Linked DNA regions of Homo sapiens: regions 1, 3 and 4 are each linked to region 2. The links are chromatin contacts, found by Hi-C or POLR2A ChIA-PET in ENCODE. All regions are on one chromosome and are shown on one strand. Each heading gives the region's core, a stretch centred on a gene start or an enhancer-like site at or near the end of the contact. The rest is flanking DNA. Distances are from core to core; before and after follow the strand shown.

Evidence for each region. A loop is a pair of places that touch in the nucleus more often than their neighbours do. ChIA-PET counts read pairs that join two places held with the same protein, here RNA polymerase II (POLR2A). Pooled maps may share reads with other maps.
Region 1: a loop to region 2 is called in a map with no recorded cell type, with 3 times the contacts of the local background. The contact joins two enhancer-like sites. A Hi-C loop is called at or near these places in 2 of 37 single-sample maps with no recorded cell type and 2 of 50 pooled maps.
Region 3: a map of GM12878 shows a loop between it and region 2 (2.0-fold over the local background). The contact joins two enhancer-like sites. A Hi-C loop is called at or near these places in 1 of 168 maps with a recorded cell type or tissue (GM12878), 29 of 37 single-sample maps with no recorded cell type and 8 of 50 pooled maps. POLR2A ChIA-PET finds 5 or more read pairs at or near these places in 1 of 52 experiments (activated B cell).
Region 4: a loop to region 2 is called in a map of B cell, with 9 times the contacts of the local background. The contact joins the promoter of BCAS4 here to the enhancer-like site in region 2. A Hi-C loop is called at or near these places in 1 of 168 maps with a recorded cell type or tissue (B cell), 17 of 37 single-sample maps with no recorded cell type and 11 of 50 pooled maps. POLR2A ChIA-PET finds 5 or more read pairs at or near these places in 2 of 52 experiments (B cell and activated B cell).

The regions. Positions count from the first base shown.
Region 1 is chr20:50,539,213-50,544,281 of GRCh38, reverse strand. The region is part of intron 1 of PTPN1 (protein tyrosine phosphatase non-receptor type 1); the gene reads right to left. Among named protein-coding and RNA genes, the nearest start is that of PTPN1, 31 kb to the right of the region's middle. RefSeq lists enhancers at 2,231-2,280, 2,200-2,700, 2,701-3,201, 2,548-3,747. Within about 2 kb of position 2,506, at least 11 of the 41 ENCODE cell types and tissues checked have a DNase peak (open chromatin) inside an H3K27ac peak, as active enhancers do.
Region 2 is chr20:51,398,988-51,403,699 of GRCh38, reverse strand. The region is part of intron 9 of NFATC2 (nuclear factor of activated T cells 2); the gene reads left to right. Among named protein-coding and RNA genes, the nearest start is that of MIR3194, 52 kb to the left of the region's middle. RefSeq lists an enhancer at 2,785-3,254. Within about 2 kb of position 3,164, at least 8 of the 41 ENCODE cell types and tissues checked have a DNase peak (open chromatin) inside an H3K27ac peak, as active enhancers do; they include B cell and GM12878, where a contact is called at or near this core.
Region 3 is chr20:50,814,731-50,820,014 of GRCh38, reverse strand. It overlaps BCAS4 (breast carcinoma amplified sequence 4), which reads right to left. Exons shown (of 5, transcript NM_198799.4): 2 at 1,733-1,804. Among named protein-coding and RNA genes, the nearest start is that of BCAS4, 22 kb to the right of the region's middle. RefSeq lists enhancers at 643-692, 1,180-1,229, 1,240-1,289, 4,691-4,860, 4,921-4,970. Within about 2 kb of position 1,519, at least 22 of the 41 ENCODE cell types and tissues checked have a DNase peak (open chromatin) inside an H3K27ac peak, as active enhancers do; they include GM12878, where a contact is called at or near this core.
Region 4 is chr20:50,792,164-50,796,833 of GRCh38, reverse strand. BCAS4 (breast carcinoma amplified sequence 4) reads right to left here and starts at 1,773. Exons shown (of 5, transcript NM_198799.4): 1 at 1,661-1,773. The coding sequence starts at 1,750. RefSeq lists a silencer at 1,221-2,040.

The DNA.
Region 1 (5,069 bases), core at 1,257-3,756, 860 kb after region 2:
CTACTCGGGACGCTGAGGTGGGAGGATCCCTTGAGGCCCAGAAGTCAAGGCTGCAGTTAGCCATGATTGGGCCACTGTACTTCAGCCTGGGCAACAGTAAGATCTTGTTTTAAAAAAAATTAATACTGAAACAATTTAGTCCAGGCGCGGTGGCTCATGCCTGTAATCCCAGCACTTTGGGAGGCCGAGGCAGGCGGATCACGAGGTCAGGAGTTTGAGATCAGCCTGGACAACATGGTGAAACCCTGTCTCTACTAAAAATACAAATATTAGCCAGGAGTGGTGGCCCATGCCTGTAATCCCAGCTACTCGGGAGGCTGAGGCAGGAGAATTGCTTGAACTCAGGAAGCGGAGGTTGTAGCGAGCCGAGATTGCACCATTGCACTCCAGCCTGGGTGACAGAGTGAGACTCTGTCTCAAAAAAAAAAAGTTTAAAAGTTTTTAATTTTTATGTATTCCAACCTATTGACCCTTTCCTCTGCAATTTCCTTTATTGCTTCTAAAAGTAGAAAGTCTTCTTCTTCGATATTGGAATACCACTTTTTTAAAAAAAGCATTTAACATTAAACCATCAGAGTCTATTTTCCTTCTACCATCTTCAACTATGCCCATTATATTGCCTTTACGTCTCATACTATGCTGAGAATAGGTGCTTCTTCTGGCTTGGTCAGCTTAACACAGTTCTACTATGCTTGGTGTCTTCTTTGTGTTTGTGTATTTCAGCAGCTCGAAAGGCTGCATCCTCCTCCCTCTCCCGAAATTCAAATAGTAACAAAATGCAGCTGCATCCGGTAGTTCTGATTTCAGAATGAACACATCACTATTTTTCAGAGATAGACAAACTATTATAATTAGATAGAGTTGGTTTTTAAGAAGATGATGCAGGTTACCTTCATTCTTTGCAACTATTTAGCAAATTAAAGGTCAAGAGGAACACAAGATATCAAAATATACGGAATTTTTAAAACCTACAATAGTATTTTTGTAGTTAAAATAAATACTGCTCCTTTGTCCTTCTGTAAGGAAAGAATGGGCAGGATGGCTCTGGTATAAACATTTCCCCCTTCCCCCATATTTATGTTGTGTATAAACTTGCAGTAAAATACAAGAAAATATTGAAAACATTAAATTGTTCCTGTTTATCATGTTCATAAGCAGATCTTTAAAACAAAGAAAGCATAGCTCTCCATGGCAGTTATCTGACTTCTAAACTCCAGGGGAAGCAAGTTGTATTTTATCAAATATATTTAATTAAGAAGCCATGTTCAGAGTACCTATTTCATATAATAGGCATAACAGAAAAATCTCAACAAATTAATATATCTTACCACTTCCTCAACATATTTAGTAAAATGGGATTTTAAAAAAGTATTCTTATCTCTTTCCTCTCTAGTCACAAGCCTTGGGCAACAGATGCAAGATCTTTTGGTCATCTGCCTTCTTAGAACGGAATACATAAAAAATAAATTGTCTATACAATGGAAGCAGGCAGTAAACCTTTGCTAATAACATATGATCAATTTTGAGAAGCTTTTGAAGGCTGAGGGATGCCAAATCCTTTCTTAAAAGGGCTTGCTCAATATCTCAAAGCCACAACTACAACTATATAGGAACCAAAATCCATATACCTATTGCTAGAAACAGATCCGGGGCCACTATTATTACATGAATAACTTAGGCCTTATAAACAACTATTGCAGAGATAATATCCTTTAAAGACATTACACAATTGGCTATACACTCTTCCTCCAAAGCTCATGAAATGACAACATCTAAGTTAGGTTAAGAGGAAAACAAAGCTTTCCCTAGGACCTGCAAAAATCAGGATGAACAAAGAACTTTAGGAACATTAAATCTAGTCAGATTTTCATGCAACAGCAGTACATAAACTCGGGGAAAAAAATCACTATTAGAATGTGTCTTTCCTACTGTGCTAAAAATCAATCTTCGCAAGATTACTCAAAGCAAACCATATAAAATTTCACTAAGATACATTCATCTTGTGCTCTTGTTTAAGAAGACAAGATAGCTAGAAGGCCAGAATTGTAAAACTCTTTTAAAGTAACTGGTTTTACCCAATCCCCTAGGTATATTAAGGCAATATGATGCCAAAGCCAAGTTTTAAGGATCACCTTCAGAGTGAAGACCACATTGTACTTGCAGCCAATTTTTGTCCTTGCATTTCAAGTTATGCCAAGTGTTGATGGGTCAGGTAGTAATGTCATGGTCCCTGTCCTCAATGAGTTCCCACTGTGGCCACAAATAGTGTTGAGTAGAAAGTACTGATCAGAGGGGAAGTCTATTCTACAGGAAGAAGGGAAAAACATCAAGGTTGGCTAGTAAAAACGAGAGTAGCAAATTTAGGAGTAATTGCAGAGCAGTCACATCTGGTGCAAAGGAAAGAGGAAGCTTCCAGGCACCACTGACCTGCTACCTCTCCTTGCCGACTTTGGTTGGCCTCAATGGGTGGTAATAAATCATACAGCTATGTCCAAGCTGCTTCCCCTAGTCTGTTCCGGCACTGTTGCTTCAAAGGAAACCTCAGCAATGAGGGCCAGGGTGGAGAAGGGACGGCCATTCTGAGGCTAGAGCAACCTCAGAAGCCTGCTGCTTGTGTCACTCTGCAGGTTCTTGCCATCACACAAAAGGTCAGAAAGGAGAGAGGAAGCTCACGCCATACTACGATGACCTGCGACCGGGTCTGGTTTGCCCAGGCTCTTAGAAAGGAACATGGGACACATGTACAACTGTTAAACATCTTGCCACTGTTCACCAAGCCTGGAGAGGCTTCCCAGAAGAGATGACAGAAGAGCTGTCCCGTACATCTCAAAGGAGCCGACACTCGTAGGTCTAGCTTGGTCATCAGCACAGCACAATTATGCAGACATTGGGCTCTCCATAAGGATTTACTGAATGAGTGTGCCAAACCGGTCAGAAAGAACCAAGGTGAAAGCAGTGGATTTGGATTGAGAAAATAGACATAGCATGATGATGACGATGGCAAACAAAATAAGAACCGCATAAGAAAGTACCAGTGACCAAGTCAACTTTGAGAACTTTCTCTGTTCTCTCCCTTGACCTCCTTAACAGAAGGCTCATGGGGCATTTTCTAGCAGTGAGTAATTTCCTGCTGATATCCAGGGAATGCTGGGTGTTGAGAGAAACATTTCTCGGAAGAATGTGCCTCTTCACCTCTACTTCTCCTGCAGGTCGCACTGTTTTCTGATGTGGTACATTCCTGAGACGGAATGTAGTACATTCTATCTGACACAGAATCTAGGCTCCCCACAGCCTCCTTGCAAACTAGGGACTGAGCAGGTGGATGGCTAGGATATCAAGAAGGTTTTCACATGGAGCCCTGAAACAAGCCAGATAGAGACCTAGTATAATCCACAGCATTCCCAGTGGCAGGAGGACCCAATCAAGACACAACAGAACTCTCTGTGCAAACACTATTCAGGCAGGGGTGGCAAGCACTGTCTTCCCAGCTCCCTGTGCCTCGAAGAGCTCACCATGATGATTAGCTCCCTAGAGGCTGGACTCTTGAGTACTTGGCAGGCTGATGGGCACCTCTGCTGAACCCTGGACGGTAGCAGCTTATTTCCTGGATATTTTGCCTTTCTACCTGAGTCCAAAGTATAGGTGGTACTTGCTCCTCCAATCCCTGAGTGACATGGTTTGTAGTTTTGCCCCCTCCAAATCTCACGTTGAAATGTGATCCCCAATGTTAAAAATGGACCTAGTAGGAGGTGTCTGGGTCACGGGGCCAGATCCTTCATGAACGGCTTGATGCCGTCCTCATGGTAATGAGTTATCACTCTATGAGTTCATGTAAGAGCTGGTTGTTTAAAAAAGCCTGGCACCACCCCCTTCTCTCTCATAATTTTTCTGTTAAGTTTAAATGTATGTTTTTAAAATTTTTAATAAGGCTGGGCACAGTGGCTCACGCCTGTAATCCCAGCACTTTGGGAGGCTGAGGCGGGCAGATCACGAGGTCAGGAGTTCAAGACCAGCCTGACCAACATGGAGAAACCCTGTCTCTACTAAAAATACAAAAAATTAGCTGGGCGTGGTGGCGCATGCCTGTAATCCCAGCTACTTGGGAGACTGAGGCAGGAGAATCACTTGAACCTGGGAGGCGGAGGTTGCAGTGAGCCGAGATCACGCCATTGCACTCCAGCCTGGGCAACAAGAGCGAAACTCTGTCTCGAAAAAAAAATTTTTTTTTAATAAATGAAGTTTAAAAAAGTGAGAGGAAGTGAAAGAAACAGACGACAGGCAAAGAAGATCAAACATACACATAACAGGCTGAGTTCCTGAAGAAGGAAACCCAAGCAATGTACCAGACGAAAAACGGAAAACTCTAATTCAAGATTTTCCTGAAATTAAAAAAAAAAGATTTAAAACTACATATTGAAAGAGCACATGGATTTTTGAGGGAGAACAACCCAAAACAGCCAACACCAAGACATGGTTGCATAAATGATGAGACTTTGAATTAAAAGGTTAAAAAAATCCTTTGTTCCTCAAGCCCAGGAGTTCAAAACTTCAGTAAGCTCTGACTGCCTCACTGCACTAAAGCCTGGGCAACAGGGTGAGATCCTGTCTGTTTAAAAAAAAAAAAAAAAAAAAAAAAAGAGAGAAAGAGGGAAAAAATCCTTTGGGCACATAGACAAAAAACCCTAAGTCACTTATAAGCAAAAGATAATTAGACTGTCAAACATTTACAGCAATGCTTTATACCAGAAGACAACAGAATAACATATTTACCTTAAAGAAAGAAAATGTGATCCAAACATTTTTATATACAGACCAAATGGCCTTAAAATAATAGGCTGCTGACAAACTATTATGAATATGTACTGTTGATTCACAGAAGATTGTTCCCACAAGCCCTTCCTGAGGAATCTAGTGCAGAAAGAGCTTCAGGAAGAATTGAGAGAAGAGGCTGGGCGCGGTGGCTCACGCCTGGAATCCCAGCACTTTGGAAGGCTGAGGCAGGTGGATCACCTGAGGTCGGGAGTTTGAGACCAGCCTGGCCAACATGGAAGAAACCTTGTCTCTACTAA
Region 2 (4,712 bases), core at 1,915-4,414:
CCTGTGAGACAATGAGACTGACCTCTGGTGGCCCTTCTTCTTAGGCCACTAATTCCATCACGAGGGCCCCACCTTCATGACTGCACCAAGTCCTAATTATCTCCCAAAGGCCCCATCTCCAAATACCATCACAGAGTGGTTTAGGGCTTCAATATAGGAATTTGGCTGGTGTGGTGGGGGCATAACTTAGTGTGTAGCAGGGACTGTATAGGTGAAAGGTTTGATCAAGGGGTGAATCAGGAGTGAAGGTTCTGTCTGCCTGTTCTGGGAACTACTGTCTTTTAGGAACACCTGGTGCAGTGTCACCCATGAATACAGTCCTTGCTGGTCACTCCAGGTGGCCTTTGAGATGATAGCAGTACGTGCAAGGGCCACGCATGTGGATCTCACTTGGAGAAATTTAAGACAGAGCCTGGTCCCTACTCAGATCTTGAGAAATTTCTTTGCAGGAAGCCTAGTGGCTTCTCTTGCCTGTGAATCTGGAAGGTATGGAGGGAGTATGGTTGACATCTCTTATGGGAAATCCAAGACTTAAAATACAAAAGATAGATCCAAAGGTTTGTGGAAGAAACTGTGACATGGCCAGGGATGCCTCTGCTTCCAGGACGTGCGCTTGAGTTGGGCTTCGGGAGAATGTGGATGTGTTGGGGGGAGGTGTGTCCCATGTTGGGCCTGTGCTGTGAGCTGGTCCTGGCATATGTGGGTAAACATAGAATGATCTGGAAGGTGAACTTATGGGAGGGCGAGATGGAGACTGGACTGGAAATTCAATAAATATCCAGTGAATTCTTTCTAAGAATCAGGGGCCATGTTGGTATTTGAAGAAATATCTTTATGAAGCCAGGCCAGGGGTTTTGCCCCTTCTCCCAGAAGAGGGGGAGGTTTTGCATGATTCTGTGACATGAGCAAAGCAAGTTAGGGTGGAAATCTTTCTTACTGCTCCCACCTGCTAATCCACCTGGGAGTGTCTGACCTGCTTACAATTCCATCTCTCTTGGATAAGCAAAGAGGCATATACTCAAATGTCTTAAAAGAAATGTTTGGTTAATTCCTCTAACCCCCAGAGGGGGTTTATGGTATATGTCTTCCCCAAAACTCAGGTATTTATTTTATTATCTCATTTGTGATCACAGGCTGATTTGTGGGTTTGAATTACTGTTTGTTTCCTATGTCTCAATTCAATATAGTAACAAGTGCTTTTCTTTTGCCTTTTTTTTTTTCCAAAGGCAGCAAGTTATTTTGCAGGGCTTGTGCTGTTGGCTGATGTTTCTTAGCAGAGGGTTGGGGCCGAGGTGGTGATGAACTGGCTGAAGGACAAGGAAGTAAACTGTGGTTTGTTTAGAATGCTTTCCTGCCTGTGGTTGCTACTTTAGAAGCCGTGTGGTTGCTTGATAGGAGAGGTGCAGCTTAGTTGCATGTAATCAGAAGAAATTCTGCTGAATTGGAGAATAGAAATGGGCAGTTCAGGTCTGAGTTTACACAGTTGGTTAGTCCTTCCTTGTCGGGCAGCTTAGTTGAGAAAGTCACCAATTGTTTCTCCGTAGATTGTAAGTTGATGTGCAATCATTGCAAAAAAGCAGACAATGGAGATGATGGTAGCATATTCTACACTGGCTAGGAGGGGACATCTGACTTGCATTGTAGAAACACAAAACTGGACGTCCCTTAGACCAGTGCCTGATTCCCATTGGTTCCACCACGGAGATGCACGCAGGGTTTCCCTTAAATTCCATCCCATTCAAACGTGCATGCCTGTGAGCTCAGAAGTCTGGGAAGCTAGTTGTATATTTGTCAAGGAGACAGATTCTTGGGTCTGTACTTTTGTCTGTAATGGCTATTTGTTGACACCTTGTGTTTTTATGAAAATTATCACCATTGATTAAGCTCATCAGTGAACCACTTCTAATTTACATCTTAAATTATCACCTAGTCCATAGGATCAGTGGGATGACTCACCAGTTTATGCCTGGGGTAAAAATGCAAGGCCACTGTATAGGTCTTAGGCTGTAACCTTGTATTAGGTTGGCGCAAAAGTAATTGTGGTTTTTGAGGTACCCCTGTGTCTTTGGGAGGATTTGTAGATGACACTTAGGGACCATGTAGTAAGTCTAAATACTGCCTTTTCTCTTGACGTCCGCATCTCCATATTACTGACAACTGACCAGCACATTCACGTGGATCAATGGACTTACCTCCCATTTAAATATGTAGGGAAACAGAATGGTATCCTTGGTTATTGGAATGGCCTCTTTTAGACTGGTCTTTGTCTCTTTCTCTTCCATCTTCTTTAGGGGACCATATTGTGGGCTTAATAAACACATGCCAATGAGCCAGCTATAGCATCTCATTTATTTTTATTTTTTTGAGACAGTCTTGCTCTGTTGCCTAGGTTGGGGTACAGTGGCACCATCTCAGCTCACTGCAACCTCCGCCTCCCAGGTAGCTGAGGTTACAGGCACCTGCCGTCACACCCAGCTAATTTTTGTATTTTTAGTAGAGACGGGGTTTCACCATATTGGCCGGGCTGGTCTTAAACTCCTGACCTCAAGTGATCCACCCACTTCGGCCTCCCAACGTTCTGGGATTACAGGCATGAGCCACTGTGCCTGGCCTATAGCATCTCATTTAATCCTCAGTGACTTTGCCAAGGAAGTGTTCTCATCCCCATCTCGTGGCTGGGGAGACTGAGGCAGAGGCACTGTTGAAGTGCTTATGTTCCAACAGCTTCTGATGTGAGTCTACATTTTAACAGAGGCCCCAGGGCAGCCAGAAGATCTTTCAAATTGGGGAAACCCTAGCCCAGGACTAGTACCCATAGAGCTGGGGCCACATCTGGTCTCTACCCAATGCTAGGAGGCTGTTCCTGGACAAGTCGCCCCATCTTTCTCTGCCTTACTAACTTGACCTGAGAAATGGAACTCTCACCACCACCCCCGGAGATGTCTGTGAGGATGAAGGAAGGCAGAGCGAGTAGCCACCTGCGGAGGAGGGTGTTTGGCGGTGGCCTGGTCCCGAGTTGATTTCGGGCCTCAGTTGAATGAAGACAGGCCCTGCCTCTGTCTTCCACAAAGAAGCTGACAAAGAGTGAAACTCTATGACTAAACAGGAAGCTGCACCTCCGAATGCTGCAGACGGAGCCATCATGTGATGCTTTCTATTTCTCTGAGAAGGTGACAGAACAGGGCTTGGTTTCTCGAGTCCCCTGAGATAGCGCCATTGTGCCCCCCCACCCCCCATATTAACACTGGGCACCATGTGGTTTGGTGTTTGAAGGTTTGGAGAGAGAACTCGTGTTCTGGGTGGATGGTCTGAAGAACCTGGTCCCTGGGGTTCCAACTAGATTCGAACGACTCCTCCAAGGGTGTGACTTCAGACCTGTGCCTGATGCCTGAGATCCACTGAAGTGCTCCTTAAATGAGTAGATATGGATAAAGTGACAACGTGTTGGTCATTACAGAACTTTAGAGCTGTCAGCTGAGCAAAACAGGGAGTGGCGTGCTCTAACATCAGTTCCAACAGGATCACCTTGCTGTAGGGCCGGGGTGGCAGTGGAGGTTGTTGGTTTCTGGCTACCTGGGGTAAATCCAGAAGCATGTATGGGTGGGTGGGATGTGGGCTGTGAACAAGGAGTCAGGGAACACACAGGTTGGCCTGAACAACTGGAAAGAGAGAATGTGTGTTTCCCATCATGGGAACAGGTGAGACACGGGGAGGAGGGGTGAGGATCCAGAGATTGGTTTTGGCCCTGTGAAGTTTGGGCAGGTAGATATTGCAATCTGAAATTCAGGAGTGATGGTCTGGGTTAAAAACATTAATGTGGCCATCGTCAGGATAGAGGTGGTATTTTAAGGCCCTGAGTGAATTATCCGACAGTACTGTCTGCTCTTGGACTTGGAAGAAGTCAGTTTCAAGTGGAGACTGGGCAGTTTAGTGTGGGAGCTGCCTTAGGGCCACATCCACCTGGAAATGTTTGCTTTGGGAGATGGCCTGAGATGCATGGTCAGAAAAGGAGGAGAGATGAAGTGCTTCTTTTGCCCCAGGGCAGCAGTAGCCAACCCCAACTAGCCAATTCCTGTTGGAGCCCAACATTGGGAAATCCAGGCCTCTAACTGCATAAGCGCTGAAAGGATCTCATTTATTGAGCATTCTGTCTCCCTTGAAGATGAGATTTCAGGGAGCTTATGCCTCTATTTGAAAAAGCATCCTAGTTTACTTGACATTTCTAATAACGCTGCATTATTCCCTGTAAGAAATTGGACTCAGAAAACATTTCTAAATCAGGCATTTGGAATGGACTTGGGTATTCCAATTCGGCCAAAGGGGATTGGGAAGACAGGTGTTTTGAAAGCCACAGGCATTGTACACATGTAGAGAGGAGTATTATTTACAATAGACTCCCCAGGTCTCATTCAAGTGCCTTCGTTGTTCTGATAGGGCAGGAGCTTTTTTTTCCATTGTTGACAAAAAACAGGAAGAAAATGTGCAGTTTTATGAATTTCCCTGACCACTGAGGTGATATCACTAGTAAGAAGGAAACTGGGGCCCAGTTTAGTATCTGTAGATGCCTGAAGGAAGATAACAGTTGAGTAGATCTTTAATGAAATTCTGATTTTCCTTTGACTGCAGCAGAAACCAGCTTAATTTTCTCTTTGTAGTTGGCCATGATTTGAAACCCCATCACATACCCACAGCAGCCCTTTTGTCCACCCTGA
Region 3 (5,284 bases), core at 270-2,769, 580 kb after region 2:
GCCAGGCATGGTGGTGCATGCTTGTAATCCCAGCTACTCAGGAGGCTGAGGCAGGAGAATCACTTGAACCCGGGAGGCAGAGGTTGCAGTGAGCCGAGATTGCATCACGGCACTCCAGCCTGGGGGACAGAGCGAGACTCTATCTCGAAAGGAAGGAAGAAAGGAAGGAAGGAAGGGAGGGACGGAGGGAAAGACGGAAAGACAGAAAGACGGAAAGACAGAAAGACAAAGACAGAAAGAGAAAGAAAGAGTCCAATGCGTGGTGGTAAAGAAAGGACAATCCAGGCTGTTAAAAGCCTGTCTTGTTACCTAGCTCCCACCTGGACCCACATCTGAACGTAAAAATTGACTCAAGAGAAGAAACCATATAGGTCCTCTTGGGATTTCTGCTGTGACCCTAGAGGCTGGGCCGAGGTCCGCTGAATAGGTAGGGATGACTCAGTGCCTGCTGTCTAGGGTGGCTTTGTGCCGGGCACAAAGAAAGGCGTTCAATGAACATCTGGGGCTGCTGTTACTGTTACTCCCTTGGGTTCTCACAAACACTCTCAGGGTCCGGACACGGTGCTTCTCAGGGACATAAACGCACACCACTGGGCCCAGGTGGCCAGGCTTCCTCCACTCTGGGGAGACACAGGGCCTGGTCACAATATGGAGCTCTACCCTTTGGGCCTCCAGGCAGACACCTCAAGCCCAGGTTACTGGTTTGCCTCTAATAAGCTTGGGAGCTTCTAGAAAATTCTATCAGCACTCCTGGGGGCTCCACACCTGGCTGGCAGCAATCCTAGGAACACTGGGATCTAGAAGCAATTTCTTTTTCTTTTCTTTTTTTTTTGAGACACAATCTTGATCTATCACCCAGGCTGGAGTGCAGTGGCGCAATCTCAGCTCACTGCAACCTCCACCTTCCGGGTTCAAGCAATTCTCCTGCCTCAGCCTCCTGAGTAGCTAAGATTACAGGCGCCTGCCACCACACCCGGCTAATTTTTGTATTTTTGGTAGAGGCAGGGTTTCACCATGTTGGTCAGGCTGGTCTTGAACTCCTGACCTCAAGTGATCTGCCCGCTTTGGCCTCCCAAAGTGCTGGGATTACAGGTGTGAGCCACTGCACCCAGCCTCTAGAGGCGATTTCTAGAGACTCTGGCGTGGGAGGCTTTGTCTTCTGGGCCATTGTCTTCCATCTTCCTCCTCAGCCAGGCTAGTAGATTTGGGCCAACCAGACAGAGTAGGAGGTAAAAGCAGAGAGAACAGAAGGATTCAGGAAGGAACTCGATGCCCAACTCCACCACGGGCTGTGGCCTGGGCAAGAGGCTCCTCCTAGGCCTCGCAGGCCTGAAGCCATTTCCTGGCTGTCTCCATGTTTGCACAGGGGACGGTGCAGAGCTGAGGAAAGTTAAATATAGTCTAGCGTCCCCGCTGAACGGCTCCCTGCATCGGTGCCCGAGAGTGCCACCTTGTGGTCCACTCCTGGCTCCTCTGCGGAATAAAAACCATCTCGAGGGAAGGACGAGATCAAGATGGCCGCCTCAGGAAGCACTTGGGGTTGAGTGAGAGAGAGAGAGCGAGAGAGAGAGAGAGGAGGGAGTGTTTGCACGTGGCTTTCCTCTCAGCGCTGGCCGCTGCCCCATTCCTCCTGGTTGCTAACTCACCACCAAAATGGCTTCCGCAGAAAACTCCAGCAAGGGCCTGAAGTCTGGCCTGGGCCTAAACCCACGCCTTCCAGGCAGCCACTCACCAGGTCAGCCAGGCTGCAAAACTCTTCCAGCCTGAGGAGCATGCCCTCGATGGTCTCCTCCACCTCCTTCGCCTGAAAAAGAGACGATATCCTGGAGATTAGCAAGTGGTTTCCAGGGAGACAAACACCCTTCATTTTTTTTTTTTTTTTAAAGCAAACTAAGTCTTAGGATTATGTGCCCGGTTCCTGCTCGACCCCCTTCCACTGCCTCCTTTGAAAGAGCAATAAACAGGCAGCAGTCCTGGCGCCCATCACGGAGGACTGGTTAAAGCCACCACGGCCTCTCCATTCTATGCAGCTTTCAAAAGAGACAAGATCAACAAATACAGGAAATAACAAAGCTACCCGTATCCTCCACGTTGTACAGATGAGGACACGGAGGCTCAGAGAGGTGGGGTAACCTGCTCAAGATCACACAGTTAACAAACAGCGGGGCAAGGATCCTAATCCAGATGGAGTCCACAACCTCACAGCCTGCTCTAATAAACACAGTGGCCCCGGTGATACCCCGGAGAGGAAAAGCAAGCTGCAGACGGTGTCAGATACAAACCATACCAAAAAAAATGTGTGAGGCGGGCGGATCACCTGAGGTCAGGAGTTTGAGACCAGCCTGACCAACATGGCAGAACCCCGTCTCTACTCAAAATACAAAAATTAGCCGGGCATGGTGGCGTGTGCCTGTAGTCACAGCTACTCCGAGGCTGAGGCAGGAGAATCGCTTGAACCTAGGAGGCGGAGGCTGCAGTGAGCCAAGATTGCACCACTGCACTCTAGCCTGGGCAACAGAGCGAGACTCCGTCTCAAAAAAAAGTACATGTCTTCACAGAGAAAGGCCTGGAATGATATGTGCCAGACTGCTAATAGTTAAGAGATGTGCTTATACTTAAAAAATTTGTTGTTTATCTGAAATTCAAATTCAACCGGGCATCCCATAGTTTCTTTGGAAACCCTATTAACAGGGCTTACTTAGCCCTGGGCAGGAGGAGTTGGGAAAGGGACTCTGACAAGGGAAACTTGAATTTTTTATGTTATGTAAAGGGTCCATGGCCGGGAGCAGTGGCTTATGCCTGTAATCCCAACATTTTGGGAGGCCGAGGCAGGAAGATCACTTAAGTCCAGGAATTCGAGACCAGTCTGGGCAACATGGTGAGACTCCATCCCTTTAAAAAAAAAAAAAAATTAGCCCAGGTGCACTGGCTCACGCCTGTAATCCCAGCACTTTGGGAGGCTGAGGCGGGCAGATCACGAGGTCAGGAGATCGACACCATTCTGGACAATGTGGTGACCCCATCTCTACTAAAAATACAAAAATTAGCCGGGTGTGGTGGCACACACCTGTAGTCCCAGCTACTCAGTAGGCTGAGGCAAGAGAATCGCTTGAACCCGGGAGGCGGAGGCTGCAGTGAGCCAAGGTCACACCACTGCACTCCAGCCTGGGCGACAGAGCGAGATTCCGTCTCAAAAAAAAAAAAAAAAAAAAAAAAAAAAAAATTAGCCAGGCATGGTGGTGCATGTCTGTAGTCCCAGCTACCCAGGAGGCTGAGGCTGCAGTAAGCAGTGATCGCACCACTGCACTCCAGGCTGGGCGACAGAGTGAGAACTTGTCTTTAAAAAAAGAAGAAGAAATAAAACCCAGTCATCAGGCTGGACATTAACATAAATGAGTGAAACAGGCCATCAGGCTTGTGATCTGAGAGGTGCTCATCCAGTCCTCCAGCTGCTGGCCACTAGCTGCCATCAGGAAATGCAGGCCCGGAGCTGCCAGATCTTTCCATTTTCCAAGAGAAGCCAGAAATCCTAATTTGATAGGAAATGCCCCAATGTTTAAACATTGGAACACATTTAAAAAACCCTTTAATGCTTCACAAATTAAGCCAATAACGAACGTGCAGAGGGCCTGCCAGTGTACAACTGCTTCATGCACTTGTGTAAAAATTAGGGAAATAATTAGCGGTTTGGCCAGGCGTAGTGGCTCACGCCTGTAATCCCAACACTTTGGGAGGCCAAGGTGGGCAGATCACCTGAGGTCAGGAGTTCGAGACCAGCCTGACCAACATGGCGAAACCCCGTCTCTACTAAAAATACAAAATTTAACCAGACGTGGTGGCACGCGTCTGTAGTCCCAGCTACTCAGGAGGCTGAGGCAGGAGGACTGCTTGAACCCAGAAGGAGGAGGTTGCGGTGAGCCAAGATTGTGCCACTGTACTCCAGCCTGGGAGACAGAGCAAGATCTGTCTTCAAAAACAAAAAAGAAAAATTAGGTTTTTTTTCCCCCTCAAGTTATCTACTACTTTTATGACTTCTAAAATACCAGTTTCTGTTGTTATTTTTGTAATGGCCAGCATTCAGGAAGAAAGTTCGCCAAGCACATGATCTGCTTTCCCTACCAGGCCACACCGTCCTGCTCCAGGGAGGCGTGCTCAGAGTTTCTGGGCAGGCCTAGTCCCTGCCCCCTGCACCTGAAGGCTCCCTCACCACCCACTTGTCCCCAGAGAACTGTTTATACAGCACCAGTTCCTGCTGCTTCCAGCATGAGCCATCTCCACCACAACAAAATAAACGACTGCACAAAAAAACATCTTTCAGGCTGGAGTATAAATAGTACCAAGTTGCAATTTTAAACTCTGCAACCTTCATCTCACAGCTGGGACTATTTCTGTGCCTCAGTCGGGGAGAGGGGAGAGAAGACGGGGAAAAAGAAAGATCATTCCCCCACCCAACCCCAAAATTAAATTACAATGAGAAAATGTCATTATCGCACTAAGGGAGAAAGGATGGAGCCAAGAGGTCACTGTGGTTAGAGGAGAAGATTGGTTGTTCTTTCTGGTCCAGGGGAAAGAAAGAGAAAGAGAAAGAGAGGAGTGGGGCACAGCGGGTGATGGAGAGATCCTGGGAGTGCAGGTGCACACAACGCAGACACGGGTCCAGACATGCTTAAGAACACACAACCTGCATGGGAGGCCACGGAAGCCCATGCCCCAGCGGGGTGGGATGCCTCCTTCCCAAGATGTTTCTGCAGCACTGTGCTTGTAGGAAGTGCATTGCAACCCATCCTGGCCTGCTCAGGAAGGGCACGGCGTGGTCACGGCACTTCTGGGTTCACCTTACCCTCTGCCAGCCATGCAGCTGGAACCCAATGGCTTAACCTCTGCATTTCACTGCCACTGGATCCCCTGTGACAGGAACCATCAGGCCCGTTTGGCAGAATGGTCAGGAGGTTAACCTGACATCATAGATGTGGCTAACTGATTTAACAGAGTGCTGACACACAATAGGTGCGTGATAAGGGGTTGCATTCCATAGCTCGCTTTCTCTCTTTTTTTGTATTTTAATTTTTGCAGAGACAGGGGTCTCACTATGTTGCCCAGGCTGGTCTCAAGCTCCTGGCCTCATGCAATCCTCCTGCCTCAGCCTCCCAAAGTGCTGATATTATAGGCATGAGCCACTGCACCCACCCAATCTCTTTCGCCATAGAATAAAAACAAGGGCTAGTCACTGTATTTGAATTACCTCATTTACTTCTCACAAGAACCCTATGCAGTAGGTGCTACT
Region 4 (4,670 bases), core at 524-3,023, 610 kb after region 2:
AAACGTCTGTTCAAAAATTATTTTAAAAATATGTGGAGATGGCTGGGCGCTGTGGCTTACGCCTGTAATCCCAACACTTTGGGAGGCCGAGGAGGGTGGATCACGAGGTCAAGAGATAGAGATCATCCTGGCCAACATGGTGAAACCCCGTCTCTACTGAAAAATACAAAAATTAGCTGAGCATGGTGGCACACGCCTGTAGTCCCAGCTACTCGGGAGGCTGAGGCAGGAGAATTCCTTGAACCTGGGAGGCGGAGGTTGCAGTGAGCTGAGATCATGCCAATGCACTCCAGCCTGGTGACAGAGCAAGACTCCATCTCAAAAAAAAAAAAAAAAAAAAAAAAAATATATATATATATATATATATATATATATATATATGGAGAAAAAGAAAAAGAAAAAAGAGAAAACTCATATATATGTATATATATATATATGGAAAGATATTTTATGGTTTTTTTTTTTGAGAGGGAGTTTTGCTCTTGTTGCCCAGGCTGGAATGCAATGGCTGATCTCAGCTCACTGCAGCCTCCGCCTCCCAGGTTCAAGCGATCCTCCTGCCTCAGCCTCCCAAGTAGCTGGGATTACACACCCGGCTAATTTTTGTATTTTTAGTAGAGACGGGGTTTCACCATGTTGGTCAGGCTGGTCTCGAGCTCCTGACCTCAGGTGATCCACCCGTCTCGGCCTCCCAGTAGTGCTGGGATTACAAGCGTGAGCCACCAGGCCTGGCGAGATAGATTTTTTTTTAAATGTCTCACTCTGTCGCCCAGGCTGGAGTGCAGTGGCATGATCAAGCCTCACTGCAGCCTCACTCTTCCCCGTCCCCTATCCCCATCCCAAGCAATCCTCCTGCCTCAGCCTCCCAGAATGCTGGGACCACTGGCATGAGCCAATACTCTGCCTAGGCAGATACAGATATCTACATTTGTAAATGCATTTTAAATGTCCGGAATGATTTATACCAAACAGTTAATGCTGGTTTTCTAAGAAAACTAGAATTGGGGTGGGAGAGAAAAGAGAAAGGGGTGCATAGCCTTTATGTTAAATACTCCTGTACTGCTTTTGTGGTTTAAAAAGAGAATGGGTTGAATTTCTGACCGTAAATAACTCCTAGTGAACTCAGACAAATAACTTTTTCACAACAGCGTCGACAGATGCCTCCAGCCGGAAGGTAGAGGGTCTCGTTTTAGATCTGCTTTTCACTTGGTGCTTTTAAAATAGAAAGCGCAGACAGAGGCGTGGTGTTTTCGCTCCGAGCTGCAGCAGCGCAGCGCGGCCCGCACAGCCGCAGCCTGAGGCGCCGCTCGGCCCGGGCACCGCTCGGAGGTAGCCGGGGCAGCAGAGGTCCCGGGGTCCGCCTCTCCCAGGGCCGGCCTGGCAAAGGGCGGCGCCTGAGGACCCGGCGGATGCTGGGGGACCCGGGTGGGGAGGGAAAGCGAGCCTGGGCCTCCGGGGCCCGGTGTCGCCCGGAGGAGCGAGCAGGGACGACCCGCTGCACATCTCTGCGTGGCGCCCCGCAGCCACCCTTCAGGAAGGGGGGAATCCCCGGGCCCCCCACTCCGGGAGCGAGAGGATGCTCCGGGGAAGCCGAGGGTCCGGAGCCCGGACCCCTAACCGCGAGAACCCTCTCCTCCAACTCCACAGCCCCGTCCCCTACCTCGGCCCCAGGCTCGGGGGTCAGGAAGAGCGCGAGCTCGCGCGCCCCGCTGCGCATGGGCTCCGGCTGATCAGCGTCCACGAGCAGCATCAGGAGGGCGACGGGGTCCGGCTGGCGGAGGCTGCCTGGGAGCCCGTGGTTGCGCCCGGGCCTCGGAGCCCCGCCCCCGGTCCGCTGCATGCCCCGCGGACCGCCTGGCGGAGGCGGGGCAGGTGCGCTCCCGGCGGTCGCGGCTCGCAGCTCCAGGAGCGCCGGGCCGAGCGGGCAGCGCCACCCAGTGGCGAGCGGCGCGCGCTGCGCCCGCCCCCGCAGCACCTGGGCATCAGTGCTTTGCAAACTCGCTTGCAGATGGCAGTCACCTGGAGCTCTTTTAGAATTTCCCAAGCCTGGACCACACCGTCTCTGGGTTAAGACCTGGGCATCAGGATCTTTTGATGTTTGTTAGGTGGTTCCAACCAGATTGTTGACCCAAAGCTAAATTTGAGAACTATTGGGGCAAGCCACCCCTCCCCATCGGAATCCCGGTAGAGTACAGGCTCCCGGCCCCGGACCCGGCCGTAAAATAGAATCCCCGGGAAGCTTTTAAAAGCCCGGAAGCCAGGCCTCGCACCAGGCCGATTAAGTTGGAATCCTTCGGAGTGGGGCTTGGGCATCGGTAGTTTCTAAAACTCCCCGGGTGATTCTAACGGGCGTCCGGGTTAGAGAGGCGCTAGCTTAGAGGAAGCCCAAAGCCGCCCGCCCCCCACCCGTTCCCATCCTACTAAAGCATCTAGTTTGCATCGGGCGGAGGGTCCTGGAATTTAGGGAAGGCCGAGTGTGACGGTCCTCGTCTTCCTCTTCGGTGCGGATTTTAAAATAAACTTCACCAGGAAACTATTGAGCGCACTACATTTCACAACCGCACCCACTCCCTCCATGCCCTCGGAGGCCGGCCTAGATAGACCCTTTACAAGCCTTGGGGCTGAAGAGAGCGAGGTGCGCCTCATCTCCCACCCCAACAGTGCTAATGAGGAAAGTACTAAAAGGCAAATAGGTATAAGACAAGTCTGAAGTTTTGATTTTTCGTTTGATGACTTATTTTTATTTTTAATTAATTAATTTTTTTTTTTTGGAGACGGAGTCTCGCTCTGTCGCCCAGGCTGGAGTGCAGTGGTGCGATTTCGGCTCACTGTAACTTCCACATTCCGGGTTCAAGCAATTCTCCCCCTCCCTCAGCCTCCCGAGTAGCTGGGATTACAGGCGCCTGTCACCACGCCCGACTAATTCTAATTTTTGTATTTTTTAGTAGAGACGGGGTTTCGCCATGTTGGCCAGGCTGCTCTCGAACTCCTGACCTCAGGTGAGCCACCTGCCTCGGCCTCCCAAAGTGCTAGGATTACAGGCGTGGGCCAGCGCCCCCTGCCTGCTGACTTTTCTTTAAATGTTAAATCGCCTCACAAAAAAAAAAAAAAAAAAAGGCTGAGCTGCTTGGGCAAACATAAGGAGACTCCATCTCTCTAAAAGAAAAAAAAAAATTAAAATTGCAGGATGTGGTGGGGCACAACTGTAGTCCTAGCTACTGGAGAGGCAGATGCAGGAGGATTGTTTGAGGCCAGGAGTTCAAGGCTACCGCGAGTTATGATCGCACCACTGCACTCCAGCCTGTGTGACACAGTGAAACTCTGTCTTTTGTTGTTGTTGTTGTTTTTTAAAAAGGAGGGGCTGGTATCAAGGGTGCAAATAAATATATAGGACGTCCCACACCTTCCTCTCCATTAAATCTGAATTTATATTGTAGTTGGCCACCCTAGGTAGGGGCCTAAACAACACATGTTTGACCTGCCTTTTGTGTAGTCCATCACTGCACAATTCCCACTTCCAAATCTGTCCACTGCTAATTTCTCCCTATCCAAATATCCAGGCCTTCAGGCCAGTCATTTTCTGGAAAATTCTTGGCAAAGACTTGGGCCTCAAGTGCTTAAGGGTTTTATAGGAACTCACTGAGCCCACACTCGGCCATTCGTCATTGTCATGATTTCCCTGATGCTCTGAGCCCTCCTCGCCATCCCCTGGGAGCCGGTCTCAGACCCTTGCCCTTGCCTGCTGGCTAGGCATCTCCCACAAAGAGCCCAGGACTGGCCTCAGATCACCAAATTGACCTGAGCACAGCAAACTTCTCCTGGTGGATAAATCTCAGAAACATAAAGCTAAGGAAGAAAAGTCGTGTTGCAGAAGGCTCTGTAGGGCACTGTGCCATTAGCACAGTTTTTAAAACACGCAGAACCACACTGTATATTGTTTATGGACACCGACAGATGGAGCAAAAGTACAAAGCTGTGCATGGGAACGACGTACCCCATGTTCCAAAAGTGGTTACTTTAGGGCGGGGGAGAAGAAACTGGAGAGGGGTATGGGAGGGAGGGATTTCTTTTTCTTTTCTTTCTTTCTTTCTTTTTTTTGTTTTTTGACAGAGTCTTGCTTTGTTGCCCAGGCTGGAGTGCAGTGGCACAATCTCGGCTCACTGCAAGCTCTGCCTCCCGGGTTCAAGCGATTCTCCTACCTCAGCCTCCCCAGTAGCTGGGATTACAGGAACAAGCACCACCAAGCCTGGCTAATTTTTGTATTTTTAGTAGAGACAGGGTTTCAACATGTTGGCCAGGCCAGTCTCCAATTCCTGGTTTCAAGTGACCCACCAGTCTCGGCCTCCCAAAGTGCTGGGATTACAGGAGTGAGGCACTGCACCCAGCCCAAGAGGGATTTAATATATATATATTTTTTGAGACAGAGTCTCGCTCTGTCGCCCAGGCTGGAGTGCAGTGGCACGATCTCAGCTCACTGCAACCTCTACCTTCCAGGTTCAAGTGATCCTCCTGCCTCAGCCTCCTAAGTAGCTGGGATTACAAGCACATGCCACTACGCCTAATATTTTTTTTTTTTTTGAGACGGAGTCTCTGTAGCCCGGGCTGGTGTGCAGTGGCGCAATCTCGGCTCACTGCAACCTCCTTCTCCAGGGTTCAAGTGATTCTCCTGC